Linked DNA regions of Homo sapiens: region 1 is linked to region 2. The links are chromatin loops, found by intact Hi-C in ENCODE. Cell type or tissue: K562. All regions are shown on one strand. Each heading gives the region's core, and the rest is flanking DNA. Links, peaks and the distances in the headings are about the cores only. Region 1 has its middle 30 kb from the start of CDKN3. Region 2 overlaps SAMD4A (sterile alpha motif domain containing 4A).

Region 1 (14,971 bases), core at 3,915-11,914, 410 kb before region 2:
TTGCATATTCCTTAACGAATTATTGTAGCTGTTATTTTTAATAGTTTTGTCTTTTAACCTTCATAATAATTTGTATACCACAATTATTCTAAATTTAGTACTTTTACCAGTCAGTTTTATACTTTCAGATGTTTTTGTGTTACTCATTAGCATCATTTTCCTTTAGCTTGAGGAACTCCTCTTTAGCATTTCTTGTAAGACAGGTCTGGTGATGATGAACTCCCTCAGCTCTTATTTGTCTGGAAGTCTTTATTTCTGCTTCATTTCTGAAGAACATATTTGCTGGGTATATTATTTTGGTTGACAATACTTTTCCTTCAGTACTTTGAATATATCATCCCGCTCTCTCCTGCCCTTTAAGGTTTCTGCTGAGAAGTCTGCTGCAAGTCATATTGCAACTCCCTTATATGTTATTTACTTATCTCTTGCTGCTTTCAGGATTCTCTTTGTCTTTGGTTTTTTTACAGTTTTAGTATAATGTCTTGGGGTAGTCTAATTTGGATTGAATCTGATTGGAGACCATCGACCTTCTTGTACCTGAATATTTGCACCTTTCTTTATTATGTATATATACCACATTTTGGTTTGGAAAATTTTCTGCTACCATCTCTTTAAACAGGCTTTCCACTCCCTTATTTTTCTCTTCTTCTTAAACTATTACTTGAGTATTTGCTCTTTTGATGCTGTTCCATAAATCCCATAAGCTTGCCGGAGGCGGTGGCTCATGCCTGTAATCCCGACACTTTGGAAGGCCAAGGCGGGTGGATTACCTGAGGTCGAGAGTTCAAGACTAGCCTGACCAACATGGAGAAACCCTGTCTCTACTAAAAATACAAAATTAGCCAGGGTGGTGCGCATGCCTGTAATCCCAGCTACTCAGGAGGCTGAGGCAGGAGAATCGCTTGAACCTGGGAGGCAGAGGTTGCAGTGAGCCAAGATCACGCCATTGCACTCTAGCCTGGGCAACAAGAGCAAAACTCCATCTCAAAAACAAAAAACAAAACAAACAAAAAAAAACAAAAACCAACCGTAAGCTTTCTTCATTCTTTTTTATTCTGTTTTCTCCTCTGATTGTATATTTTCAAATAACCTGTCTTTGAGTTCATAGATTCTTTCTTCTGCTTAATCAGTTCTGCTATTGATGCTCTCTATTGCATTTCTCATTCTGGTCACTTATTTTCTTCATTTCATTGAAATGTTTCTCTGTATTGTTTTGAAGTCAAAGAGTTTCATTAAGAGTTATTTTAAATTCTTTGTCAGGTTGTTCATACATCTTCATTTCTTTAACACCAGTCACTGGCATCTCATTTTGTCCATTTGGGATCTCACGTTTGCCTAATTGTTCTTGAGCCTTGTGGCTGTGCACCAATGTCAGCATATTTGAAGAAATAGGTACTTATTCTAGCTTTCAGAGACTGGCTTTGTTCGGAAAAGCCCTGCAGCAGGGACAGCACCAGGGTGCATCAGAATTCTAGTGCCTGCTATGGCCAGTGTGGCACAGCCAGAAGCCCAGGACCTGCTGTGACAAGCATTGCACTGCTATACACCAGACACCCAGGGACACTGAGGGCTGCCAGACATGATCAAAGCATGGAGCCACTGATGTTTGCTCAGCAGTGGTGTGGGCCAAAGATCAAGTCCACTACACAAGCCTGAAGCCTTGGGCTCTGTGGTCCTGCTTGGGACTGGGGTGGATCTCAAGGCTTCATTCTTGGGTACCAGCCTGGAGTCTGGAGCCATGAGGGGCCTTCTCAGTGCTGAGTTTTATTGTTATGGGCCTGGTGTTGGAGTCCAGCCAAAGTCCTGTGCTCAATTCCCTCTCTTTCTCCCAAGCGAATTATATCTGTCTCTGCACTATGCTGCCTGGGCTTGGAGAAAGAATAACACATGTAAAACTGTTCTTCCTGCCCACTTCAATGCATCTTTTCTTGTTATTGTGCTACAACAAGGTACTATAATCTCTCAACTGGTTTCCTTACTCTTGTGAAGGTATTTTCATGTGTAGGTGGTTGTTCAAATTGATGTTTCTCTGGGGTGAAAATCACTGAACAGTTCTCCACCATCTTGCTGCAACCTCCCTCCCATGAGAGGAGTCTTGACAAATAAGGATATATTTCAAAATCCTTACCATATGTTTGGGATAAGAGTTAGAGTGGGATGGAAGGAGTGTGAGGAAGAGAGAGGGCATTCCAAACAGAGAAAGCCAGCAAAAACAAAGGTGAGGAGGCACAGTACATATTTAGGGTACCAGAAGCAATTCCACATGATTAAGAATCAGAATTCAGGAAGAACTTATAGACATGGGCATCAATCTTGCAGTCTTACACAGATGTGTTTAATTTGGTACAAAGGTTATATTTTTTTTTTTCACTTTAATAATGAACATTTAAAAACGCAATGATTGGCTGGGCACGGTGGCTCACACCTGTAATCCCAGCACTTTGGGAGGCCAAGACAGGTGCGTCACAAAGTCAGGAGTTTGAGACCAGCCTGGTCAACACGGTGAAACCCCGTTACTACTAAAAATACAAAAATTAGCCAGGCGTGGCGGCAGGCACCTGTAATCCCAGCTATGTGGGAGGCTGAGGCAGGAGAATCACTTGAACCCAGGAGGCAGAGGTTGCAGTGAGCCGAGATTGCACCACTGCACTCCAGCCTGGGTGACACAGTGAGACTCAAAATAAAAAATGAGTTTTAATGTTTTAAAATTAGTTTCTAACACTTAGTAAACTTAGTAAACTTAGTTTGATGTAAAAATCCAGCTTCTCATGAAAAAAGAAGTTGTTACTTTGGCCACGCTAAGCCCAAATTCCCACTCACCAGTAATTGGCTGGAGCCAAAGAGTGGCTGTCTTGGTTCATTCAGGCTGCTGTAACAAAACACTGTAGACTGTAGCTTAAACAACAGACATTTATTTCTCACAGTTCTGGAGGATGAGAAGTCCGAGATCAAGGCACTCCGATTCAGTGTCTGGTGGGGGCTCATTTCCTTATTCATAGAGGGCCGTGTTCTTGCTGTGCCTCACATGGTGGAAGGGACAAAGGGACTCTAGGGTCTCTTTTGTAATGGTAAAAACCCCATTTGTAAGAGCGCCATCCTTATGACTTAATCACCTGCCAAAAGCCCTACTTCCTAATGCCATCAAATCAAGGATTGGGATTTCAACATGTGAATGTTGAAGAGAAAATCTGGTCTGTAGCAACCGTTCACCCTTTTCAATGGGATTATGAATCCTCTAGTTCACAGTAGCCCTACCTAGTCACCACTATACCCTCCACTGTAGACCTTTGAGTCTGAGACCCCTGAGAAAGCTAAGATGTATAGTTGAGGAAGGGAGAACAAGTAACAAACTTTAATCTTTTATGCTATGCTAAAGATTTTAGCTTTATCCTCTGGGCATTGGGGAGCTAGTAAGGAGTATTCAACAGGGAAGTGAGATGATCAGATATGCATTTTAAAGTGATTCCTTCAACATCATCAAAATATTCACATGGAGAAGGCATTGGAGAAGTGTATGACCAGGAGGAAGCAGGCAGGTGGAAAACTCAAAGGATGAAAAATAATAAGGTCTGAACTGGAGCCGTCAGCATGGGAATGGACAGAAGGAGGCCAAAACAGGAAGTATTAAAAAGCTGAAAAGGCAATACTAAATCACCAGTTAAATACACAGTGACAGGGAAGGAAGAGCTACGATGACTCTCAGGTGTGAGGTTACAGAGATATGGAGGAGAGGCAAATTTAAGAAAGAGACACTAAGTTCAGTCTTGTACATGTTGATTTTTACCGCTCAGGGACCATCAGGATGGAGGTGTTTGTATACATGAATCTGAAACTCAGAAGACAGAGAACGGCCAGAGGTGGTGATTAGGAATTCACTGGATGGCTGGCAGCTGAAACCACAGGAGCAATAAGACAGCTAAAGACAAGCATGTGGAGTTAGGAGACAGCCCAGCAAAGGATCTGCAGGACAGTCAGAGGACCGTCTGAGGAAAGGAGCTAGGACAGGAAATCACATGGAATTGCATCCAGTGCTTCTTAGATTATAAACAAGTCTTATAATGATAAGATTGTTCTTGTGCTTTTCTCCTTTGTTGTCAAAACAAAATGCAATCTGATTTGGGATTTATATTCTTACCCTAAGAAATCTAGCTAGCAAGGGAAAAAAATTGTTTCTATTCTTAAAGGAGAAACATAGTTCTGATTTTCTAATTTTATATTTACCTTCTGGAAAAAAAAAACCTTTTTCTTATTTAATTTTACAGAGGATAAAAAAGAAGTAAGAAAATAGAGTCTCTGAATATAGATCTTTCAACTGAAAAACTGGGCTGTGAAGGTAAAAGTGATATGGGACTAGGTGGATTTTTTTTGGTTTGGGGGTGTGGCAGTTGTTTTGTTTTGTTTTTGTGCTTTTGTGTTTGTTTTTGTTTTAATATTGGAGAGACTTGAGCTCTTCTATGGACTCTGAAAAGCCAATACTGAAGAAAAGGCAGAGGAGAGAGGAGTAACCAATGCTGCAAGGTTCCACAGAAGAGAAGGGGTTTTCATTATAGAAGAGATGCCTCATTTGGACTAGAGGAAAAAACACATGAGTGTTGTTAGGGGCAGATAGAAGGCCAGATCACCAGCTGAGAAAGCAGGGGAGTGGGGCTACTTCTTGAAGACAATGGCAAAGCTCATGGGAGGAAGTGGGGGATAAGCAAAAAGACAAGTGGGCACAGGACTCTAGTCAAGGCGTTTTCACTTTCCATTTGCCTATTTCATAGAGAAAGGCTTTTAACTGCCTTCTATCTAAATTGAATAAAAAGAAAGTGACAAACTTAAAAGGAAATAAGAAATGGACAAGATGATATATACTATGTAATTAAGAAGAGGGTAAGTTTATAATTATCCATTTGCTTATTTATTTTTCATCACTATTTTTTAAGACAGGGGTCTTGCTGTGTTGCCTGGGCTGGTCTTGAACTCCTGTGCTCAAGCCATCCTTCTGCCTCAGCCTCACAAGCTCGTTCACTTATTCATTCAACAGATGGTAAACAGACCAAATTCCCACCTCATTGAGCATACATTTTAGTCCTCTCCATATACAGTCATCCCTTGGTATCTCAAAGGGATTGGTTCCAAGATACCCTATCCCCACCTCTGCCACCCTCACCCCCCAGCAGATACTAAAGTGCTCAAGTCCCATAGCCGGCCCTGTAGAACCCAATGATAGGAAAAGTTGGCCCCCCATATATGTGGGTTCTGTATCCCGTGAATACTATATTTTCAATCCATGGCTGGTTGACTCTGTGGATGCAAAACCAGTGGAGACAGAGAGCCAATTGTATACCAAGACAGTCCTTGCTAAATTTCATTAAAACTGTTTGGTTTTACCAGGACCCACTGCTGTACAGGGCATGCCAAGAGATAGACTCTCTTTCTAATCCAGGGCTGTTTTCTGAAGCGCAAACAAGTGTGAATCAGCTACAGTTTGGACAGGTTGGCTAATACTCATGCAAATAAAGCTGGAAGGGCATTTCAGAAAAACAATGCCATCACTCAGTTGGAATTTCACCAGGCTTCCAGACTTAGTCTCTGAAAGAATTAGTGTTTTCTAATAATCCACCTGACAGATTATGTTCAGAATGTGATTTTCTGATTAAGGCACTAAGCACAAAACTACTTCTGGACTAAGCAGCCGCCAGACACTGCAAAATCAATGCAAGTTCCCCCAGGTGTTTGCTGCGGAAGCTGAAAGGGGCAAAGGGATGTGGCCATATCCTTTCTGGCCAAGTTTCAGGATACATAGATTTAAAGGACAGAACTGTAACCAGGATTTGGCCACCTCGGGAAGGAACGTGATGTTTGGACAACATCCTTCCCAGACTGAAAGCTGCTCAGACATGGATCGTCATTCCAGGCATTTGGCATGCTGGTTTGCACTAGCAGCCAAGTGCATAATTGCCAGGAAGTGGCCAAATCCACAGAGACACCACTCACTCCTGAATGCTGAAAAATGTTTGTAATATACGGTAATAAATGCAAGCCTGACTCACTTAATCAGATTTGAATCCCGGACTGGGGATTTCTGCACAAGAGGGAGATGTTTACTGAAATCCTGCTTTTCTCGGCTGCCATCTCCCATTCCAGGAAGAACAGAACTACTGGATGGCCTTGCCATTTCTGTTTTATATTTTTGGTCATTAATATGGATTCTTATAAGACATGGGTTCTCAACTCATTCTGAATGTACTTCAGTATGAAGTGATTAAAATAAGGCTCTTTCTCCTTATTTTAGATTATATTTAAGCAGAACTAAGTGCTGGGCACAGTGGCTCACGCCTGTAAATGCAGGCCTTTAGGAGGCCAAAGCGGGCAGATTGCCTGAGCCCAGAAGTTCAAGACCAGCCTGGGCAACATGGTGAAACCTTGTCTCTACAAAAAACACCAAAAAAAAGAAATTAGCTGTGCGTAGTGGCACGTGCCTGTGTCCCACCTACTCGGAAGACTGAGGTGGGAGGATCGCTTGAGATTGGGAGGTTGAAGCTGCAGTCAGTCATGATTGTGCCACTGCACTCCAGCCTGGATGACAGAGCAAGACCCTGTCTCAAAAAATAAATAATAAAATAAGATAAAATGAACTAAGTATTCCTGAAAGATAGAGATTTAAGAGTATCACGCCATTCTCCATTCCTGGCAAATTTAACTACCCAATCTCATCTCATTACCAAAACCAACAAGATGAGATGGGGAAAAGATGCCAGTTACACTCTCCTGTGAGAGTTGTCTGATTCAAGACCTGTCTGGGCTTGGAGCAGTTGGGTAGGTGAATAGCCCAGCTTCCGAAGCTGGCTGAACTTTCCCCTAAAATTAAGTTGGGAATCATGTTGGTTCCAAGCTGATTATCCCAGCATCCTTGACATACAGCCTTAGTTCCTCAAGTTCAGAAATCTGACTTCCCCAAAGATTAACCCAGCCCCAGTCAACTGATTGATACCAAACTCAGCAGGAAATCCTCTGAGTTCAGAAGTCAGTTCATCCATTTTCAAGTGGCAATTTCATTCTACCTGCCACAGATGAGGGAATTATCATTCAGGTTAAGTATCTCGGTGATTTATCCAAGGACACGTGGCTAATTGCTGAAATAGGACTTGAATCCGGTCTTTTGAGTTCAGAGCCCTTTTCCTTTCTGCTAGAGCACCTTGCCTTCCTGGTGGAAACCCCACATGCAAGTACGAGAGATTACAGCGTGGCTTCCAAGAAGAGCAAACTGCACTTTGGGGAAGGGGGAGAGACAACAGGGTAAGGCAGGCCATGTGAAGAGAGACGCAGTGGATGGCAGATCCTGTGTCACTGAGGTCAGGAGCCAGAGTCCAGGTCCAAGGCAGGCCAAGGATTGGAGGAAATAGCAAGAGACTGTTAGGGCCCATTAGGAACTAGGAAACAAATGAAATAGAAACTGTCTCAGGAATACAGCCAAAGCCAGGTTAGGAAAACTGGGCACGAGGGTATGGGGAGGACCCACCACCACAATGATTAACCTCTGGCTGGGTTTCAGAGCATCCTACCCCAGCTCCTTCAATCCCCCCTTGTGATATCTTGTGATCTCTTTCAACCACAGGAGAAAGGAAGAAATAGTCTTCAGCCAGAGCAGAGCAGAGCCTGTAGATGGAGCCAAGTAGCTGCCAGCTAGGGGCTGAGAGGCAAGGCAAGACCCACAGGCTAGGAGATTACTGCAATGCTCACTCCAGCCATCGGAGGTCAAAATTCTTCTCTACATAGTGTATTTCTTGACTATTTTAAAACGTGTTGTTGATTGTTTTACTTCTGTAACATTTTCCTAAAGATGGCTTGAGAGAGGGTGACCCTGTATAATTAACCATTCAAAGCAGGAGGCTTGCAAGAGTGAAAGGGAGAGCTGTTAATAATTATGCCAGTACGACAGTCACAAACCAGGACTAACCTATGCCGATGAGGACACACGGTCAGCCTCAGCTTGAGACCAAGCTCTCAGGACTCACCCAGGCCTGAGCACAGCTAGCAGAGGGTGAGGTAATCTTGCTAGGATTGTTTACAGGAGAGGCCAGAGGACTCCTGGGAAGTAACTCACCCTAAGGGAAGAGAAAGTCAAAGCACACAAATTGAGTTCAGTGACATCAAGACAGGGCCAGAGGGGAGGGACGAGTCTTGGTGCCTCCCAGTGGTGGTCAGCCCCAGCGCCCTCTGATCCAGGTGCCATGGATCTTAAAAGCAGATGAAACTAAAAAGAGCTGTTTTGTTAAAATTTCCGCAGGACCTTGAAGTTGCAAGGATTAGCAAAATCCTGTGCCAGCAATATCAGCAGCAACAGAGAAGGTGCAGCTGGCATTGCAGTAAAGTGGGACATTGGTGGGCTTGGGCAGTGATCTGAGACTTTACCCCAGCAAAGGAGAGCCAGAAGATGGTGGGTGCCTTGCTCTTATATCTTAGAGGATACAGAGGCCATCCTGGAGGACTCACTGAACTATTATGAGGAGTAGAGAGACTGCAGTTTCACACAGTGAAGAGAGGAAGAACCAGAGAAATAATATTTTGTAAAGGATAATAACTGTGACTTTAATTTCATTCCCAATCTGTGATGTTTGGAAAACTCAGGTAATATTTCTTTCATCAGAGTGTGAGGTACTCACATCAGAGTGTGAGGTACTCACTGATGTTATGTCTAAATTAGAGAACCTTCTTAATTTGGAGCCACTCAGTTTATATTAGTATGGTCTAGAGTAGGCACATACTCCCAAAATATATACATTGCAATTATATGTGCATTTATAAAATAATGCAGCAAAATATTTACACATGGTTAATTAACATGTAATATAGAAACATTTTCTAAAAGGTCCTAAAAATTATGGGCTTTTGCTATCTCTTAAAGAATGTCATCTACTGATTCTAATATTCAACTGGTTAGTCTTTCAACCATTTGAAATTAAATGCTGCTTTGAAATAGCTCACTCACTAAATAGCTAAAGTGATAACACAGACACTACACAGGCAAAGATGTTGAGCTAGAATTATAACACAGTGCTAGTGGGAATGTGAATTCATATAAGCTCTTTGGAAAACTGTTTGGCAGTATCGACTAAAAGATGAACATACGCACTTCCACTCCTGTTATATACCCAACAGCAATGTATACAACATGTTTACCAAAAGACATAGAAAAGAATGTTTATAGCAGCACTTCATAATAGCCCCAAACTGGAAATGACCCAACAGTAGATTGGATGAATAACTTATGATATATTCATACAATGGAATACTGCCATGAGAACAAACAAGTACAACCACACACAATAACATGAATGAATCTCACAAACAAAGTCAAGCAAAAGAAGCCAGACACAAAAGATTCCATTTAGATAGAATTCGCAAACAAGCGAAATTAAGCCATGGCATCAGGAGAGAAAAGAGATGTTACCCTGGGAAGGGGCTAGTGGATGGGGACACAAAGGAGGCTCTGGGTGCTGGGAATGTTCCATTTCTTGATCTGGGTGCTGGTTACGCGGGTATGAAAATTTATCGATCCTATTATTAATTGTCCTTTGTGCTGCATTCTACTAGGTGAACTAGTCACTAGGGCCAGCCCATGTTTAGGAAGAGAGTATTGGACTCCACCTCTTTATGGGGAGTGGCAAGCTACATCACAGCAGAGTAAGTGGGATGAATGATACTGTTATGAAAACACAATTTATTCCTATTATAAAATACAATAGAATTTTTCAAATTTAATGAATATTTTAAATAAATTTTACAATCTACGCCAATTATCCAGTGCAAATTAGAACTCAGCATCATCTTGGGGTAAAGCAGAAAGCTTGGGAAGGTAAAGAAGAAAGTGAGAGCACCAGCCACTAAAGCACATGCTGCAGCTTGGGTCATATGCCTTCCCTGGACCCACAACTATGACCAGACAAATAGGGTAGAAATAGGGTACATTTACGAGTGAGTCCTAACCATGTGCCCAACAAGACCACATGAAATAAGAGAGGGGCAATTCTCCAAAGGGAGAAGCAATGGGGATACCAGATGTCTACTGCAGACCTCATGTACTGCATCTGATGGTCATACAAGAGAAATTCTTGTATTTTTTTAGAGATGGTCTTACTCTGTTCACCCAGGCTGGAGGGCCCTGGTGCCATCATAGCTCACTGTCACTTCAAACTCCTGGATTCTAGCAATCCTCCTGGCTCTGCCTCCCAAGTAGCTGGGGCTATGGAGCGCACCACCATGCCCAGCATCATGTGAGAAATCTTAAACTTGGTATGTCAAGAATGAGGAAGTATGTTCCTTCCAAATTACATTCAACTCTGAAACTCCAGCCTTCTCTACCTAACACATGTCAAATCCATTCGCATTAATATTAAAATATTTTTAAAATATGGATCTAGTGGTAAAACACCCATCCAAGTGCAACTATGGATAGGAATGATGTTTAATTTCTCCTTGAGCACTTCTCAACAGACTCACTTGTCTATGAACATGTGTTAACACTTTCCTCTCTGGTAGTTTGAAAAATCTTCCACATTGTTTTGCACACATACATTTCTGTTAACAGCCATGAGTCAGTCATACACCAAAAATTTAACTGAAGACTACAGGTGTGGCAGGCTGAACTTAACCCTCCCCTCTTCCTCTCAGGAGAGAATCTTGGGGAGTAGAGGCAAACCAGGTGACTCTGATGCCATCCAATCAGATGGCTCAGCCAGAGGCCTTGTCTGTTTATGTGGGACCCTCCATGATGAAGGGACCAAGCCGAGCAGAAGAGAGCGCATTAGCATTATAAGGCCAGAATCATTGCTTTGCAAGTAGACTTAAAAAATATATTAGAAGAAACACATACTTCTCTCAGAGACTAGCCCAGGGGTAGGCAAAATTTTTCTGTAAAGAGCCAGATAGTAAGTACTTCAGGCTTCCCAGCCATAAGGTCTCTGTTGCAACTACTCATCACTATTGTTGTAGTGCAAAAGCAGCCATAGATAATATCAGCAGAAAGGAGTGTGAAGCTTGACAAAACAGGCCTGTGGGTTTTGTCTCATCAGCCAACGTTTGCCAACCCCTGGACTACACGGGGGGAAGAAAAACACAGCTACAACACAGAGGTGAATTGTGTTTGTCACGGGCTAAAGAGAAAACCTGGGCAAACCCTGCCTGCAGAGAGAACAAATGGAAGCTGAAACACCCCTGATTTACCCTAGCCCCCCACCTCCTTCCTACTGTGGGACCAGAGCTGGTCCTCCCCTCTCTGCAGAGTCAGCAGGAGCTAGAACAGATTGGGGCTCTGCTCACATCCTGCTGACGCCAGAGGTGGCAGAATTTGCACGACACTCTAAGGGACTGGGATTTCCTTCATCACCGGGAGTGGGGTAGGGGAGACAATAGATTCTGAGGAAATGAGCAGACACCTAATGCTCAAGAATGAAAAGAAAATCTGGGGAGCTAACTCTGGGAGAATGGGGAGAAGGTGAGAGTTAGAGAGTGAGGGAGTACCCAACATCCTGAAGCCCACCCAGAAAGGACTTGTCCCCTGTGTCACACAGAGGTGTGAATTCGTTTACCTGGACCCTCTTCTTGGATCCTTCAACGTAGGAACTTCTTAAGCCCTCACAAGGTCCTGTTTCCCCTCCTCCCCCCCGTCCTCCTCCCCCAGTCAGCTCCTCCCACACTGGCCTCCTTGCTGTTCCTCAGACACACCCAGCCTTTGCATCTCCTTACTCTTGAAACTGAAAACTCTTCCCCTAAATATTCACATGGCTTACTCCCTCTCTTCATTCGGGTGCTTCTCAAATGACATCGCAGAGATGCCTTCTCTGACTTTTCTATCTAGAATAACATTCTCATGAGGCCCCACTCTTTTAATTTTTTCCCATAACATATATCACCACCTGACTATCACTCCCAAGAGCATGTGAACCCAAACGAAAGCAGCGATCTTGTCTATTTTATTCACTACAGTATTCCCAGCACCTTGAATAGTACCTGGGGTATAGATGGTGCTCATAAATATTTACTGAGTGAAGCCAGGCGTGGTGGCTCATGCCTGTAATCTCAGCACTTTGGGAGGCTGAGACAGGCAGATCACCTGAGGTCAGGAGTTTGAGACCAGCCTGGACAACATCATGAAATCCCATCTCTACTAAAAATAAAAAATTATCTGGGTATGGTGGCGGGCACCTGTAATCCCAGCTACTCGGGAGGCTGAGGCAGGAGAATCTCTTGTACCTGGGAAGCAACTGTTGCCATGAACCGAGGTTGCGCCACTGCACTCCAGCCTGGGGGACAAAGTGAGACTCTGTCTCAAAAAAAAAAAAAAAATTTCTGAGTGAATAGATGAAGTAAAATTTAACATGCCTGTGACGCTCAATTTTATGTGTGGTCTTGGCTGGGCCATGGGGCCCAGATATTTGGTCAAACATTATTCTAAATGTTTCTGTGAGACTGTTTTGTATGAGATTTACATGTAAATCAGTGGACTTTGATTAAAGACAATTGCTCTGCATATGTAGTTGGGCCTCATCCAATCAGTTGAAGGCCTGGATAGAACAAAAGACTGACCAGGCAAAAGGGAATTCTGCAGCAGACAGCCTTTGGACTTGAACTGCAGTGCCAGCTATTATGGGTCTCCAGCCTGCCAGCCCTGCAGAATGTGGACCTCCAAGCTTCCATAATTATATTAGCCAATTCCTTAATCTAAATATCTTGATCAATTGATAGATGATAGATAATGTGTATGTGTATGTGTGTGTATCTGCTACTGGTTCTGTTTCCTAGAGAACCCTAATACAATTTGTATCTGGCCTGAAGATGTATAAGAAGGTATTCAGAAAGTGGTGGGCCCTCTGCTCCATAATAATCCCATGGCCACCGGCCACCCACTGTGGAGAACTAACAGAACCAGCCCGTAGCCCATTAGACCAATCCCTGCCTCCTTTCCTATAACCCCAACTCACAAGAGTAACGAGATGTGACTATGCCACATAAAAAGAGGGCTTGCATGATTAACTATAGTGTTGCCTTCAGTTTTGGTTTTATTTTCTTCTATCAGTTGTTTTGTTGGAGGGTGGCTGTTTTTGCAGAGAAGGAATTCCCTTTGTTAATTTAAAAAGTGAAGATTATACAATTTTATTTCAAAAGCCTCAAACTTCAATGCCCATGGGACATTGAAGACAACAGAATTAAGCGAGATAAGGTTGTATATGGCAACAGGGAGTGATGAAGCTTATGGACAAATAATTTGGCCTAAAAGAGGTCTAATGGCCTTTCAAGGAATGGAAGAGAGAATTAAGGAAAGTAGTTCTGGCTTATTGTTTCCATGTGGGAAAACAGACCCTTTGCTGTGACATCAGATTTTTTTAGAGAAATCTACCCCACCCCACCCGCATGTTCCCTGCTTTTTTTTTTTTTTTTTTTTTTTTTTTTTTTTTTTTTTGTTAAGAGAGACAGGGTATGACTCTGTCGCCCAGGCTGGAGTGTTATGACTATAGCTCATGGCAGCATCAAACTCCTGGGCTCAAGTGATCCTCCCACATTGACCTCCTGAGTAAGCTGGGACTGCAGGTGCATGCCACCATGTCTGGCTAATATATATATATATATATATATATATATTTTTTTTTTTTTTTAGGGTAGAGATAGGATCTTGCTTTGTTCAGGCTGGTCTTGAACTCCTGGCTTCAAGCAATCCTCCTCCCTCGGCCTCCCAAAGTTCTGGGACTACAGGCATAATCCAACAAACCCAGCCATCTCCCCCTTTTTAATGTAGACTTTTCCAATGATTAGAACACTGTACAAGCTCCCAAGATGTCCTGACCAGATTCAGCCTGTTGGCCATCAATTTACCACCCATGCTTTGGTCTTTATTTCAATCCCATATTTGAAGCAATTAAGCAGAGAAAGGAAAGGTGAAAAGGGAGGGAGACAGAAAGAGAATGAGGAAAAGGACAAAAAATTCGAAAAAAAGGAGGAAAATAGAACAAGATTGATGAAAAAGGAATGAATAAATGATTACGTTTTTCTTAACTGCTAAGTTTTCAGGTAACTTGTTACACAGTAATAAATAACTAATACAGCATCTGTCTCAAGAAATTAAAGAATAAAAAATTAAAACCATCTGGGTATGGTGGCTGACGCCTATAATCCCGCACTTTGGGAGGCCAAGGCAGGCAGATTGCTTGAGCTCAAGTGTTCAAAGACCAGCCTGGGCAACATGGCGAGACCCCATCTCTACTAAAAATACAGAAAAATAGCTAGGTGTGGTGGTGCACACCTGTGGTCCCAGCTACTTAGGAGGCTGAGGTGGGAGGATCATTTGAGCCCAGGTCAAGGCTGCTTGCAGTGAACCAAGATCGTGCCACTGCACTCCAGCCTGGGTGATAGAACAAGTCTCTGTCTTAAAAAAAAAAAAATTAAAACAAAGCAAAAAGAAATGAAATAATAAACAGAAATTCACCTGAGATCAGAAGTTCAAGACCAGCCTGACCAACATGGTGAAACCCCGTCTCTACTAAAAATACAAAAAATTAGCTGGGCGTGGTGGCAAGCGCCTGTAATCCCAGCAACTTCGGAGGCTGAGGCAGGAGAATCACTTGAACCCGGGAGGCGGAGGTTGCAGTGAGCCGAGATCATGCCATTGCGCTCCAGCCTGGCAACAAGAGCGAAATTCTGTCTCAAAAAAAAAAAAAAAAAAAAAAAAATTAATAAAATAGCAGCAAACCACCACAAAACAGAGAGGGTCAACAATCCAAAAGTTCTTTGAAATGAATAATTTACAGGTAATAATAAAAGGTACAAATACTCCTCACTGTAAATTTCATATAGCCAATTGATTCTCATAAAATGTTTTTGTTGATTTTTGCCAACTTTTGTATGCTTTTAAGTGACGGACGGGTGTAGTTGTAGCATGAATGTTGATTGGCACATTCATTTACATTAATGAGCAAGACAAAAGTGAAACAAC
Region 2 (14,971 bases), core at 3,939-11,938:
GACAGAAAGAAACAGGCCATCACAGCCATGATGAGAAAGCCTCTGATAAGGTCATCCCTGAGTGCCCTGGAGCACAGAGGAGCAGCAGCAGCGGGCACCAAACCTGGAGCCAGAACAGGGCATTTCCGTGGAGGAACCCTCTCCACCCTGAGACCTGAAAGGCAAGCGAGAGTCCTGGTGGTACAGACTCGGTTCGTAAGGAGGCAGAAGAGAGTGATGTCTGCAGGGCTCCGTGTTTTGTTGAGAAGTAGGACATTTGTGGGTGGCTTGGGGCAGACGGAATGGGGAGGATTTCAGCCTCTGATAAAAGCACACCGGAACTCTGCTTCCTCTCCCACGCCTGCTCTCAGCATTGATATTGGAGGACAAGGTACTGTCCACCTTGCCTCAAGACAGCTGAGCCCATGAGACAGAAATCGTGAGTCCTCCAGCTACCTGTGCCAAACAATCCACAGGCTTCCTAATTGTCCCTCGGCAGCCCCGAAACTCTGGCCTGACGCTTCCTGCTTGCCTGCCATCCTGCATGTCCTCCCTTGGTACCCTGGCTCTGGTTTTGTTTTTTCCCCTTGACCTCCGTGCAGCCCCAGGTGATCTCCTCTGGTTGCCCAGAGGGGCCTCTCGTGGCTGGGGGCCCCGGTCAGGAAGGAGCTGGTGAGGTGTCTGCTTGCTAAGTTCATGTCAGGATGGAGGGGCCTGCGTGCTGCTTTGGAAGGGAAAATGTTGTTCAGGGCTTTTTATGATTTTACTTTGAGAGAGAGGAAAAGCTGTCTGAATAATTTTCCACAGCCTCCGGTTATTCTGTGTGGGTAGAACACGCCCTGCCTGTGAGGCCCCGTGAAGGCGCACAGCCTCCATCCTGGAAGAAGTTTCACCCGGGCACAGAGAGACAGGACGCCCCTTCATAGCCCGGACACGCTGTTCCTTAGCTGGCTGGGAGCAGGGAAGGTATTGAGTGGGCCAGGACACCTCCCTTCCTTCCCGGGATGGAGGGACCGAGTCCCCAGAGTCATGAATGGAAGGAGAGGAAAGTTCTGAATTTTACTTCTGAGACCAGTCACTTTGACTCCTGAATTATAATCCCAGGCCTCTGGGCACTTCCCTGTGTCTTGAGGTGGCTCTGAGAAGATGAGCTCTTGCCGCTTTATGAACCTTTTCATCCAGCCACATATGCTGGGACACCATAGCCATCTTCCTCCAGACAGATGCATTGGTCTAGGCCTGAGAGGGCCAGAACTCTGGAGTGGTGACTAGGGGTGCCTGGGCAGTTGCTGGGCATGAAGCCTTCCCTTCCCCTCCAGGCCCCTTGGGAAGCTGCTCCCCAGCCCAACCTGGGGCTGCCAGCGGAGGGGGCTGCAGTGAGATTTTGGGCATCATAGCCAATGCAGATCCCCCATAACTGAGCACTCCCCTGTAGGCCAGGAACCAGTGTTCAGAAACTCCTGAAGCCAGCCACAACCGAGCACCACATCCCCAGCTGAGAACCGGCCCCCACTCTCACTCAGCACTGCTAATGGGCTGGCTCCCATCTGCAGCCCTGAAGGAAAGGAGCCCGCTGCCCATTGAGGTGCTCAGGGAATGCGCCGACCTCCCCAGGAAGGCGCCAACATTCCCACCTTCTTGGATGCTGTTTGCCACCAGGGAAGATGTCATGTCTGTAATGATGTCTTAGGAAGCACATCCATGAAATGAGCCCTTTACTCCGTTGTCACTTGGAAACTCAGGCCAGTTGTCCTTCAGGCTGGCACCAGACCAGCTCAGTATTATAGTTTAGAGACCTTGAAGTCATTTGCTGTGTGCTATTGGAGCTCAAGGTCATGTTGAATACTTAACGCGATGAACAGCCGTATACCACCACCAAACGGCCGGTCTGTGCAGTCCAAAACAAAACCCCAGTGTGACACCTGTGAGTGGCATCTATTTGAACCGTTATTAAGAGCGAGGCACGTTCCAGGTATTCTAAGTGTTGTTCATGTGTTATTTCATTCTCACAACATCCTTTTGAGGGAGATATTATTATCCTCAGTTTCTAGGAGGCACTGAGTCTTGGGTAGAGGGGCATGCGTAAAGGCGTGCAGGGATTCGAGCCCTGCCCATCTGCATCCAGAGCCTTCCTCTGGCCCACAACTCTCCTCCCCAGGTCACCCTGACCAGCATGCCCACATGTGTCCTCACACAACATGTGGCTGAATAAGCCAGTCAAAAGCAGAAATGATCCCCTCTCGCTGTTAGTCCAGCAGAAACGCTTGCCTTTTGCCCAGTTTCAGAGGTACTCGTGTGTAGCTGGACATGCAGGGAGCATCACCAACCAATGAGAGGGACTGTGGAGGAGAGCCACGCCCTCGCCTCCTAGCCCACCTTGATGCATATTCTTAATGGCATCTGGCTAAGGTCACCCGGGAAGAAGGGGTTTGTAAGTCCTCAATGACGTTTCTGCCACATGATTAACATCCTTCTGCTTTTGTCCACAGAGTTCTCCTGGTATTTAGGTCCTTAAAGATTCAGCATCACTGGGAGACAACTAAGCTGTCATTTTTTTTCTCCATTTAAGGAATCTGTTTCCTTTATGGGAACTAGTCATTTAGTCTGTTACTGAGTAATATTTTATGACTACTTAAAGGAATTCATGCCCTATTGACAAAACTGCTTCGGAAACTTCTCTCCCTCCTTGTTACTGTGAATCAATCAAATCACATGGATTTCCCACAGCACGTGTTCTAAGTTACAGTTCTAGTCACTTGGCAGGGGATTCATATGTGACGTGGGGTCCTCACCATCTAGAACACCTCATGTTCATGCTCTACCTGCAGCAGAATTACCAGGGCACTTGGTACAAACACAAACTCTCTAGACATCCCCTTCAGATCTACTAAATCAGGCTCTGGGCATGTGGAAGGGAGCCCAGGTATCTGAATTTTGACTGTCTCCTTGGGTGATTCTAATATATCATGAATCTGAGAGTTCCTGCCTTGGAGACTCCTAACCCACATAAAGTCCTTTCCTAGTCTGTGGCAAGTACAAAGGCTAAACGCAAAAGGAAATATAACATAGGTAAGAGTTTGTTACAAGGCAGCAGGCAAAACACACACACCAGTTTTGCTAGAAAAGAGTTCTGCAGGCATCAGACCTACATACTTCCCTAAACTTTAGAGAAGGTTTAAGTCAGGACTGGTACACTGGAATTTTTGTAAGGCAAGAGACCCATTAACTGGAGATGTCTCAGCAAAGCCCTGAAACACAGAGAATATAGTCCATTCTCTGACACCCTGTAGACCACTCTAGGGTGCCCACACACCATCAAGCAGATTGATTTTTGGAGTGGTTGAGAATTTTCATTGATTATGAAAATGCAGGGGGCCTGCAAAAGCCAGAGTATTCAACAATCAATTTTGCAATTCATTCTTGGTTAATAAATAGAGTCTGGAGTGGAGTCAGGAGGGAGGGGGAATGTGGATATGGATCTGCCAGAAATGTCACCAAAAATGAGGGTTGTCAACAGTTTGATGCGTGTACCTTATCACGCACCTCCAATGTCAGATAACTTAAATTTTCAAAATAGGGCAGCTCCCAAATTAAACTGACTACGTTTGGACCAGGTTAGAAACAGGTGAAGAAAAGGCAACTGCAGAGACTCCAATGTTTTCCCCTTATTAATTGCATGTTTCTCCCTCTAATGCCAGGCTGCGTCACCCATTTAAAAGTCCTGTTTGTTTTTGCAGGCATTTACAGAGACACAGAAAAAAAGATTGTTGTCATGGAAACAGCAGGTGCAGAAGCTCTTTCGGTCTTTCCCTCGGAAAACCCTTCTAGACATATCAGGATATCGACAGCAAAGAAAGTATGTTGGGATTTCATTCTTTGTAATGCGTAGTGGTTCCCCTGGCGCCTTGTTGCCTACCTCGGTTCCTGGGGCAGGAATATGGCAGGGCACCATTCCTTGTTCACGAAGATGCCCTGTGGCGAGTTCCAAATTGCATTGCTTAAACAGGTGGGGCTGGGAAAAGGCTGTGAGAGTGAGCATTCCCAGGCGAAGAGCTGAATGTGAGCTTTTGTAACACAGTTTGCATTGTCAAAATGATGGTAATAGTCCGGATGGGTATCAGAGGGGAGAGTGGGTATGATTTAACAAATGCAGGCAAAACACAGGATGGCTTACCCACAAAAGGGGGATCTGAAAGGATAAAAATGGGTTGTTCTATCAATCAGCACCTTAAGTGGTAGTGTGATTTTTTTCCCCCTTCGTGCTGTAGACAAGCTAATTATAGTTGGTGGCAGGGTGAAGAGCCCAGTGCTAGTCTATTTTGGTCTGCAGTCTCATAGTGGAGCAGTACAATTCTTGATTTTTCCATAGTACTTCAGCTTCTTGCACGCAGTTAAAAATAAGCCTGGTTGTACTTTAGAACCCATTACCTTAATATAGTTTTAAATTGAGGAATCCAATTACATATTAAAGATGAACTGCAGTGACAATTTGTGGGAGAAATTAAGGGTAGAGGAAGGGTTAAGCCTTAAACAATGATAGGGAATTGTTGGGACATAAGGGAATGAGAATGTAAACATCCTGAAAAATTAACATTCTATTTTACACTTTTAAAACATGAGCAGATAATTTCTTCACTTGCACCTGAAAGGGTCTGAATTCATTTCATTTCTCGGTGCATGTATAGAAGCTCTCTGCCCGTGGTGTTAAAATTTTGGGCATTTATTTGCGTAAGCGTGCCTTAAAACATCACTATTTTGGATTTAAGGGAGATAAGGCCAGTTGAAGTTTGTGAAAAGACTTCATGAAAGATTAATTTTAACACTGAAGTGTGATCACATTCCAGCATATATAACGGTTATTTATTAAACAAACATTTATTTAGCACTTACATATGCCAAGTGGTATCCAAGCACTTTAAGAATATTAATACATTTAATCCTCATGACAACCATGTGAGGTAGAGCTGCTGTTGTTAACCCCATTTACAGACAAGTTCATAGGCAGCAGCATTGGGGATTTGAACCAGGCAGGCTGGCACCAGCTCCAGCTCCATGCTTTTAACCCTATGGAAGCCAGGCAACTCTCATGGTCTCAGGATGATGAGCAGAAAAGATTGTTCAGGCAAAGCGACACTCTTCAGGACCAGTTCCCTGGCCCCAAGCCCTCTGGGGTTGCCAACCCTTGTGGGTTGGACTAGACTACCTCTTTGCCCTGAGGATTCCCGATGGCCCAGATGAAAGGCAAGGTCTGCTTCCTTGGCCTCCTGCCCTGGGGCCTACCCCCATCCCAAGTGGCTTTTCTCTGAGAGCAGCAATACTTTTCCCAGGTGAATAGAAAAGGTTCCAGACTCCTCTTGCAACACCAGGCCCTTGGGAGACAAGTTCCAAGAGGAAGAAGGCATTCGGAGGTTGGAGATGAAGATGGGGCGGCTCTTTGCTGCTCCTCCCAAAGTCCCACCCTGGCCTCTGTCAGCCCTGTGTTGTCATTGGTCCACATCCGAGAGCCTTCTGGAGGTGGAGCAGGGGACATGAACCTTGACCTCTCCAGGGTGTTTGTTAGTAACACTTGGATTGGGCTAACCCAAGGTTTGCCAGGTTGGAGTCCTAATGGACCCCTTTTAATTGATTAGATAAGAATGAATCGCTTGTGGATGTTCAACTGGATGTTACTATAAGGCTGGAAAATGTTTTATACTCATAAGTATTTCCTCTGGGATCTTTTTGTGCTATTAATTTGCTTTGAAGACCTGTTTCTCCAATAATACAAAGGTAACTGCAACCCAACCCCTGCTTGAATTATCACAAATCCCAAATTAATTGGTTCTTATTAATGTTACTTTATCAAAGACTTTTCATGCATTTCAACATTTCAGTGTAATGAAATCAGATTTAGAAAGGTAAGGCAAGAGAATGAGAAAGGAAAACTTGCTTTTGTCACTTTGTTCTCTCCCCAGAAAGCATTGATGATTTCATTAAGCCTAGCGATCTTAAGTAACCCAAGCATTCACTCTGGTTGCCAGCAGTGGCAACCCTCTGCAAAGCTGGCTTTGTAATAACCCTCGAAGGGTCCCATCAGGAGAGAGAAAGATGGCCTAGCCAAATTCTCCCCTCATCACGTCCTACTCCCCTCCCCTATACAGCTGAGTCCTAAGAGTCCCTGGATCCCTCCTTTCTCCAGTGACTATAAGTATCCCATAACAGAGTCCTCTTCCCACATTATATTGCTTAAGAATTCAGTCTTGCCTTCCTGGAAACACAAATCATTTTAGCATCACTCATTGACTCTGTATTTTGCATATGAAATAACTTTTTAAAAATCCAACCAAAAAGGAAAGTGAGAAAACGCTATCCACGCTAAATAAGGAAAAATCATAGCAGAATACTGAATCATCTACCAGGTGGCCAAAATTCCGACTTCAGAACTCAAAGGACTAGTTTTCGTCATTAAAAACAAACAAACAAAAAAAAAAAACACTCGGCCCTTGTCTCTACCTCACGTAGTCAGATTGTCCTTCCTCCAAAGGAGGTCTCATCATGTGAAACTTATTCTACCCCTCCTGGCCCTGAGTTCTTCCTTCAAACCAAAAAATCTGAAGCCTTCGTAAAAATGAAAACGAAATTTTTAAAAGGGAAAATGGGAGAAAAAAGGAAGAAAGGCCAAGACAAAGATACCAAGAACCTGTGAGTGTCCTCCTCACCACATTCAGATGAGCTTCTGACCAGAATCTAGAACTCCTTCCTTGGCCACCAAAGCCTGGAAGTAGAAAGGCACAAGCCCAGAATTCTCCTTCCTGCCACTTCTCCCCTTAGGAAATTTAAGAATTCTGGGGAGAAGAGAAACATTTTCTGAGATCTGCACTGCTGGCTCAGATGCCCCTCCCCCTACATACAGGCACAGCTCTCTTTCTCAGGAAATGACTGTTCTGCAGGCCCCTATCACCCTCAACTGGTTAAACTACGTCAGCCCTGCTTCCCGGAGTCTCCCCACAGGCTTGGTACAAACCTCCCCTGTGTCGCTGGAAAAGCAGATCTCTTCCATCTTGTGGCCACTGGAGGTAAAACATTTTGACTTCAACATCCGTGAATGACTACAGCTGACTCTTCTTGGAAAGAATGTGCTGGTTCCTGAAACCCTGCCGGCTGCTGTATAACCTCCCGGACCTGAGGCGTGTCAGAGAGGATGCGTTCTTCAGTGCTGAGGTCACCCAACCCAACGGCAGCGCCGGCATCTGCACGTGATGCTAAGGGCTCTGGCAGCCTCCCTGCCCGGACCCAGGAGAAGCATGGACCTGCCCTGGCCCTTATGCAGCCGACTTTGCAGGGAGGGCCTGTGAAGTGAAGGCAGTCTGTGTCCTAGGTCCAGAACACTTGCAAACATCATCTCCGACCTTATATCCCTCGCCCCACAGGTGGCATCAGCTCTCCCATTTGAGGATGCGTCATGATGGCAGAGACTCATTGGTTCATTCATTCAACTGCATTCACTGTGCAGAAACTGATTCAGGCACCGGACATGCAGGATGGATGAGGACAGACATGGAGCTTACATCCTGGTGGGCCTCACAGGCTTCTCCAAGTCCGCCACACAGACAGGCTGAGCAGAAACAATGATAGGATTAAAGAAGGGAGCCCTGGGACAGGAGTCAGACCAGTTGTGACCCTGACTCTGCTGTTTTCTTGCTATGTGGCCTCTCAAAAGCATGTGAGTGTTCAAGACCTGTGTCCTCATCTGCAGCAGCATGGGTTGGAGAAGATGCGGTAGGGAGGCGCAAGGCGGCAGGCAGAGTGCTGGTGAACCTGCTGAGCCTGCGTGCCAGCGCTGCCCCCTGCTGGCTGTGTGACCTGTGCACAAGGATTACGCGCTGTTTTACTTCTCCAGCTACAAAGGAGAGAGCACCTACTTCATAGGGTTGTTGCAAGGATCGAAAAATAATGTCGAAGTCCCAGGAAGTTCCATGTGATACCGCCTCTCAGATGTTAGCTGCTGTTTTAATTATAGTTATTTGCTGGCACACAGCTCCCTGTAGGCTTCATAACTGTCAAAATGTGAGCAGAGGCGGGGTGCAGTGGCTCACGCCTGTAATCCCAGCACTTTGAGAGGCCGAGGCAGGAGGATCACTTGAGCTCAGGAGTTCCAGACCAGCCTGGGCAACATGGTAGACCCTGTCTCCACCAAAAATATAAAAATCTGTAGTCCCAACTACTCAAGAGGCTGAGTTGGGAAGATCGCTTGAGCCTGAAAAGTTGAGACCAGCCTGGGCGACATAGTGAGACTCCATCTCTACCAAAAAAAAAAAGTTAGCTGGGCATGGTGGCACATGCCTGTAGTCCCAGCTACTCCAGAGGCTGAGATAGGAGGATCACCTGAGCCCAGGAGGTCAAGGCTGCAGTGAGCCTAGATCTCACTACTGCACTCCAACCTGGGTAACAGAGTGAGACCCTGACTCAAAAAAAAAAAAAAAAAAAAAATGAGGAGACCTCCAAGGCGACATCCCTTGGGAAGCCTGTGGCTTAAAAAGGGCTGAATAACGACTGATATTCTCTTCCTTCTCTCTTGGCTCTCACAGTCGAGGCTTTGGGCAATCCAACTCCCTCCCGACGGCTGGCTCTGTGGGCGGTGGCATGGGCAGACGGAACCCGCGCCAGTACCAGATCCCCTCTCGGAACGTCCCTTCCGCCCGCCTGGGCCTCTTGGGCACCAGTGGATTCGTCAGCTCCAACCAGCGCAACACCACAGCTACCCCCACCATCATGAAACAAGGAAGACAGGTTTGTTCTGCCCCAAGGAAGGAGGAGGATGGCCAAGCTCAAGGCCCAAGGCTGCAGATGTCCCCCCAGGTGACCCCAGGGTGGGGAGAGAGGCCAAAGGGGACTATGCTGGGGGCAGTTGCCACCATTCCTCAGAGGTAACAGCATTGTTCGCGTTGTTCTCTAGCAGACAGAGCAACCCCATAGCTGTGTTTAGGATGCCCAGAGGACCACTTTAACCTTGGGGACCCTGCACAAGAGGACCTTTAGAAAGAAATGCAAGACCTATTTCTTCTTTGCCCCATGCTTGACCTTCTGCCACCCAAATCTGGGTTCCAGGAGAGCCTGGCATTTAGAGAAGTTTCTTGCCCTTTTTATCCATGGCAAAAAGCTCCTTTGTCTCAGTCCCAGCTCTGGTGGAGCATCCACAGGACAAAGTCTGAGAGAGTGTGCCAGGGGGAGAGTTAACACATTCTCAGCCTGCCCAGAGGTTCTTGCTGTGCAGTTTAGAGCTGACTTCTCTGGCCCGTCGCTCATACCCCTCTAGCCCCAGGCCCCACCCCTGCCCAGTGCCTTCCGCCTGTGTGCCCAGAGCTTCTCGAAGCTCTGTGGGTAGGGATTAGGATCAGAGGGACACAAGTAGGTCTGAGGTTCTGGGGTCTCAGGAGAAACTAAGGGATGACAGATCAGCTTAAAAACAGGAAAAGGGCTTCAGGCAAGACGGGCAGGATTCACTACCCAGGGTACCAGAAAGCCCCATCTTCTGACCATTGTCCCCAGCCCCCAGATCAGTTCAAGAAGACGTCACTGCTGGGACACACAGGCTGAGTTGTGCCAGCTCATTGCCAGCTGAGAGTTTCTTTTCTCTCCCCCTCGCTTTGGAGTACATTGTAAGAATCTTAAAAAAAAAAAAAAAAAAAAAAAAAAATCAGAGCCCTGAAATAGTTTGTGCTCTTCGTTGCATACATTTATAGAACTCCCCCATTTCCTAGAAAAGTGGCAGGGAAAAAGCAAAAGCAACAAATGCGATAAAAAGAGTTCTGCAGATAGGGAAAGAGGTGTCCAGATGAAGCTGAGGCTTACAGCAAGGCCACCACTGAGGAGGTGAAGAGAAATTACAGTGAATGGAATCTAAACCCTCTCTCTATAAATAAGCAGATGCTAGCACTGGCCTGCAAGCCCCTTTTCTAGAAGTTAGAGTTCTCCTGGGATCTTTGCCTCCCAAATTCTTGCTGGCGGCTCTGCTCTCCACCCCAGTGGGGCTGAACTAACAAGTTCCCCTTTTGCTTTTCTCACCAGAACCTGTGGTTTGCCAACCCCGGGGGCAGCAATAGCATGCCAAGCCGCACCCACAGCTCAGTCCAGAGGACCCGCTCGCTGCCCGTGCACACTTCCCCACAGAACATGCTGATGTTCCAGCAGCCAGGTAGGGCCCGGCGCTTCATGTCCCCTTGACACAGAGGGGAGGCCAAAATAGATGCCCTAGCAAACCCAGCCAGAAAGTGCTTAGCCTCGACTGTCACCGTGCATTCTTTGGAGCTTATAGAAGCCTTTCCTTTTTTAAACTGTGCCTTGCCAGCATGAATAGCGGCGGCTTGGCTGAGAGCCAGCATGTGGAGCCCCAGAGTTGGTTGCAATCGGATGGGGATATTTTTGATACTAGTCATATTTCTAGATTGATTAAACCAGAGATAGCACAAGAGGGCTTTGGTGGTGGGGAGGTGGGAGGGCTCCATGTGTAGTGTGTGTGTGTGTGTGTGTGTGTGTGGAAAGAGAAAGTGAGAGTGAGACAGAGAAAGAGAAAACTGTTGATGCTGAGACCTTCCCCCTGGTTTGGGCTTTTCTTGCAAAGTGATGACTGTTGTACCAGCCATCTTTCCTTTACTTGGTTAAAGAGCAACTTAGCACACTTCAGATCAATTTCAGCTTTCACTATGCTTCCTAAAACAGAGTGGTTGGAATTATGCACAGCTAATGAATACTTGAACCCTTTCTCTATGCAGGCAGTGATCTTGTAGACTTTGTAGACTCCATGAGTAATAACAAGCCACACAGGCAATTACACTGCACCTATCTGGATGGACCCCCCCCCACCCCCACTGCCCCAAGGCAGGCAAACTGGAGATGTGTTGTACCTGTAGGAAAATGCCCTGGACAGTAGAAACGCTCTGTCCAGTAAGTCCTATCTGTAGGAGTTTAAAGAAGAGAAGTGTTACTGTGGCCTGGAATAGGCAAGGAAGCTTCCTGGAGTTGGAGCTGAGCTTCAGGGCACAGCAGAGGGTGGAGAGAGGGAAGGCAGAGTTACAGGCAGAAGGAACCCAGGAGCAAGACTGCAAAGGTCCAGAATACCACAGCATGGCCCGGAAGCCGTGGCTGGGCCAAAGGGTCTGGCTGAGGTAGCAGAAAGTGGACCCAGGGAGCTGTAAAGGTCGTGGCCGATGGTGGGGGACTTTGAATCCAAAGCTGAGGAGCTTGGACTCTGGCCACTCTCCCTGGGGGGATTCCTCCACATGGGGGATTCCGAGTAGAAGTCAGGCAGGAGGGTGCAGGATGATGGGGTGGGGGGGTAGGCTGGAATTGGGAGGTCAGGGAGGAGGAGGACGCTGGAGGACACACTGCTGGGAACGGCATGTCAGGGAGGGGAGCGACAGCTACCCAGTGCAGAGGCCTGCTCACATTGCTTCTTGACTTCCAAAACTCTGCTCACTTTTGTTTTAAAGCTCCTTTTCTCTATATTTATGCACCAAAATATAACAATATAATTACACATATTTCTATATGCTTAGCTATTTTTCTTCCTGGGAAGAAACATGATAAAATTTGGGGGTTCTGAAGGCTTTATCCCAGGGTCCTTTCATCCCATCCTCTGTTTTCACGCAGAATTATGTATAATCCATTCCCAATAAAAAAGAATCTGGACAAGATTTGAAGAGGTCCTGCGCACAAGGAGATCTGTCACCTTGAATGGGTCTTTCACCCTGGCCTCAGTCTCACCAGCAGAGTGACCACTGTCTTCAATTCTGTATACCTTCTCAAGGCCTTCTTGATTTTTTCCCTTCCTGCCACTCTTTTGCCAGTTCTCAGCCTTCCTCTTTGTTCATACTGAATCTTCCCTGAGCTTTCTCCATCTTAACTGGGAAGACTAGGTCCAGACAGTCCCCTTTCTAAAAGCTGGGTTGTCCCGGAGCGCTTCGGGTTTGTTGATAGAATCTTCCACCTATACCTTTGTTTCCCCTCCACTATCTCACAGCAATGCCAAGTGGCTGGCTTGTGCTCAGGGCAACTATGAACCTAATATCATTTTCACTCTTCATGCAAACCCTCTTGTTCCTGTGGTTAAAGAATCAAATAATACAGAAGTGCTGTGAGCAAAAAGTGACTGTCTCTCTCCCCTCCCCTTCCTAGCCCACAGGCACAACCCCTTTTAGCAGTCTGTAGTTACCTGCAAGTCTCTAAATAATATGCTTCGCACACTGGACTTAAAACTCTGGAACGCTTTGAGTGTTTTTTTTAAAATCTCTCAAGTATTACAAACCCACTTCCAGCAAGGTCTTAAAGATCCTCACATGGCATTTTTAATAACAGCCAAAGCACAGGAAAAAGCCCGCTCTAAATTTCCTGATTGCAAATAAACCATTGAACGCTGGACAGGAGCCACTCCTAAGTCCTGCCCAGCACGCTCAGCACCATGCTGGGTGGCTCTTCCAGGACATGCATAAAGGGCATGATAGGGCAGGGCCTGGCCAGGACCCAGGATCCCTCACTGAAGGGGAAGGAGGCTGCAGAAGGCCCCTGCTTAAGGGCACAGGGTTGAGGTTCCTCAGCCCTTGCCAATCATTGTCAAGGCCACAGGTCACTGTAGTGACTTTTCCTTCCTCCCAAGGAGGCAGCCTCCTACCCAGGGACGACACCTCTGACCTCCAAGCAGGTCCAGACGAAGGCTCATCCTAGAGTCATAGAGTCAGGGTCCTCATCCTGGATTCAGAGCCGCTTCTGCTCTTCCTGGATTCAGAGCCTCTTCTGCAGATGGGCCTTTCCACACAAAGCAGTGCAATCTGGTTCGCTATGGAGACTTCCCGGGGCTTGTGGCCAGGCGTTAAAACTAGACTACAAATATCATGTCAGGACAGCAAAAATCAGGAAGTCAGAAAGTGGCTTTCATCTGTACATGAACAGGAGTAATAGTGAACACAAAATGAAATTGAGATGTGTAACTAACCCAAAAGTAGATACTCGGAAAACTGTTATCATACAATGCAGTGTTTTCCTCCTGGCTGTTAGATGTCTTCAGAGAATCCATTGTAAACTGGGCAAATCTTGAAGACTACAATGCATTTGAAGGATGCTTTCATTCTGTAAACCTAAAATAACTCTACTGATGGGAGACTTTAAACGTCTCATACAGAGAAGACAGAGGGCTAGAACCCACCAAGTTGCGGATCAATTCATCAGTCACCTTGCTCGGGTTTACAGGACTCATCCCTCGTTCCTGGTTCTACACAATTCACGGGCACTTGGAGGCCCCTCAGGAGTGGTGTTTCATGTTATTCCCACATGGACAAGCTTTTTTTTTTTTTTTTTTTCGAGACGGAGTCTCACTCTGTCACCCAGGCTGGAGTACAGTGGCGCAATCTCAGCTCACTGCAACCTCCACCTTCACATGGACAAGTTTTAGCTGTTTCCTGGGACCAGCCAGGAGACCCTTCAGGTGGCTATTGCCAGTGATGAGTAAGAAACACTACGAGGTGTAATACGCTCACCAGAAAACAAGTGTGGCGCCTGTGCGAATGGTCACGTTCCTCATGGAGGCAGGGCGTTTTCTCAACTAGATAACTGGTTTGGAAATTGCTTGGAGAGGGATCCTTTATTTTGGAAGCAACTAATTTCTACTGACCCAGGCTTAGTTGTCCTTGGGATCCAGTCAGAGAGGATCTTGGAGTGGCCCTGGCTCAACAGTAGGAGATCATGGAGGTTCTTTACCCCCTGGAGGGCCTAACAGAAAAGGGCAGGGAACCCCATAGCAGGCTTCAAAGGAAAACCTTCAGAAGGGTAGGCTGCACAGCCTTCTGAAAATCTCATTCTTCCCTTGCCCAAAGCCACATGCAAACTACCCTTGGTTGTGAACCAGCTGGATGTGAGCTGGGTCCAGTGGCACCTCACATGGCAGCATTTCATGGTGTGACTTACCTGATCACCACAGCAAACCTCCTCTAAGTACCAGCTCACAATTGGGATTCTTCTGCCATAAGCACGCTGCATATATCTGGGAGCACAGGGCTCCAGGCTGTTATTTTTCATTTCCTTCCGGAGAACTGCCTTTAGAAAGAATAGAGAGTTATTGGTGCACTGGGTCCAGTGGGGTGTGGAAGGGGCTGCCATGCAGAGGCAGAAACCAGAACAGGGACCCAAGTACAGTACTGGATAAATATTTCCTCCATGTCTTCTAATAAATCAAGGCAGACATCCCTGTTCAGGACTGGCAGACAATGGGTAGGGAGATTGATAAATAAATCAATTCTGTCATAGCCAAGAACCCAGCTGGGCCCACAGCCTCCTGCCTCTGAGCATCAACTTGGGGCAAGATGGTACAATATCATCTTATACCATGTTGTACCCATCACTTTTTGTGAAAGCGTTGGTCCCAGAGGACCTCCACAGGCACTGACCTTCTGCAGGCTTAGGAATGTTAGGAGGCCACCAGAGAAAAGGTGCGTTCCCATGGTCAACTCAGGGATGCTATTCATTACTCCTGCCACCCTCCATGGCCATCTCTGCCATCCTCAGCTTGCCTGCTGCCCCACCCCTCTGTTTCCCTGCCTGTGCCGTTTCTTTCCCTTTTGTTACCATCCTCCCCCTTTCTTCTTAGTTCTCTTGTCTTCCTTTCTTCTTTACTCATCTCATCACAGCAGACCAGGTCCCACTGCTCTGTCCCTTTTTGTCTTCCCTGCTTTCTCTCCTCCTAGCAACCCTGCTGCTCAGTGAACCAGACTCCACACCTTTCTAGTTATCCAACAGAGTTGCCTCCGCTGTCATTGGCAAAACGGGATTCTATAGATTTTTCCTGGAATGCCCCAGCCTGTTTCTTATTCTAAAGTCCTAAAGAAATTGGCTCCTTACCCTCAGTGCCTTGGAGAAAAAGCACTGCAGAATTGCACCGTGGGTGCCACACATGTGAGACCCAGCAGGGATGGACGGTTACTGCCAAGGACAAGCCCTTTGGGCTCCTCAGGTGGATGCTGCAGCA

The links. A loop is a pair of places that touch in the nucleus more often than their neighbours do. Peaks named below come from ENCODE experiments on the same cell type or tissue, not always from the same donor. Only the 100,000 strongest peaks of a DNase experiment are listed, where the experiment ranks them.
Region 1: it touches region 2 in a loop (3-fold over the local background); 9 of 110 quality-filtered maps call a loop at or near these places.

Annotation. Positions count from the first base shown.
Region 1 is chr14:54,359,277-54,374,247 of GRCh38, forward strand. No RefSeq gene overlaps it. Among named protein-coding and RNA genes, the nearest start is that of CDKN3, 30 kb to the right of the region's middle. RefSeq lists enhancers at 2,637-3,204, 3,205-3,772, 10,743-11,244. In K562, for the core only: a CTCF peak has its summit at 7,668 (motif pointing right); a DNase peak (open chromatin) is centred at 7,665; H3K27me3 peaks cover 2,051 bases.
Region 2 is chr14:54,766,388-54,781,358 of GRCh38, forward strand. It overlaps SAMD4A (sterile alpha motif domain containing 4A), which reads left to right. Exons shown (of 13, transcript NM_015589.6): 9 at 3,717-3,835; 10 at 8,547-8,748; 11 at 10,027-10,153. Among named protein-coding and RNA genes, the nearest start is that of SAMD4A-AS1, 86 kb to the left of the region's middle. RefSeq lists enhancers at 6,605-7,804, 7,088-8,016, 7,890-7,939. In K562, for the core only: CTCF peaks have their summits at 6,984 (motif pointing left) and 7,803 (motif pointing left); DNase peaks (open chromatin) are centred at 5,484, 6,954 and 7,774.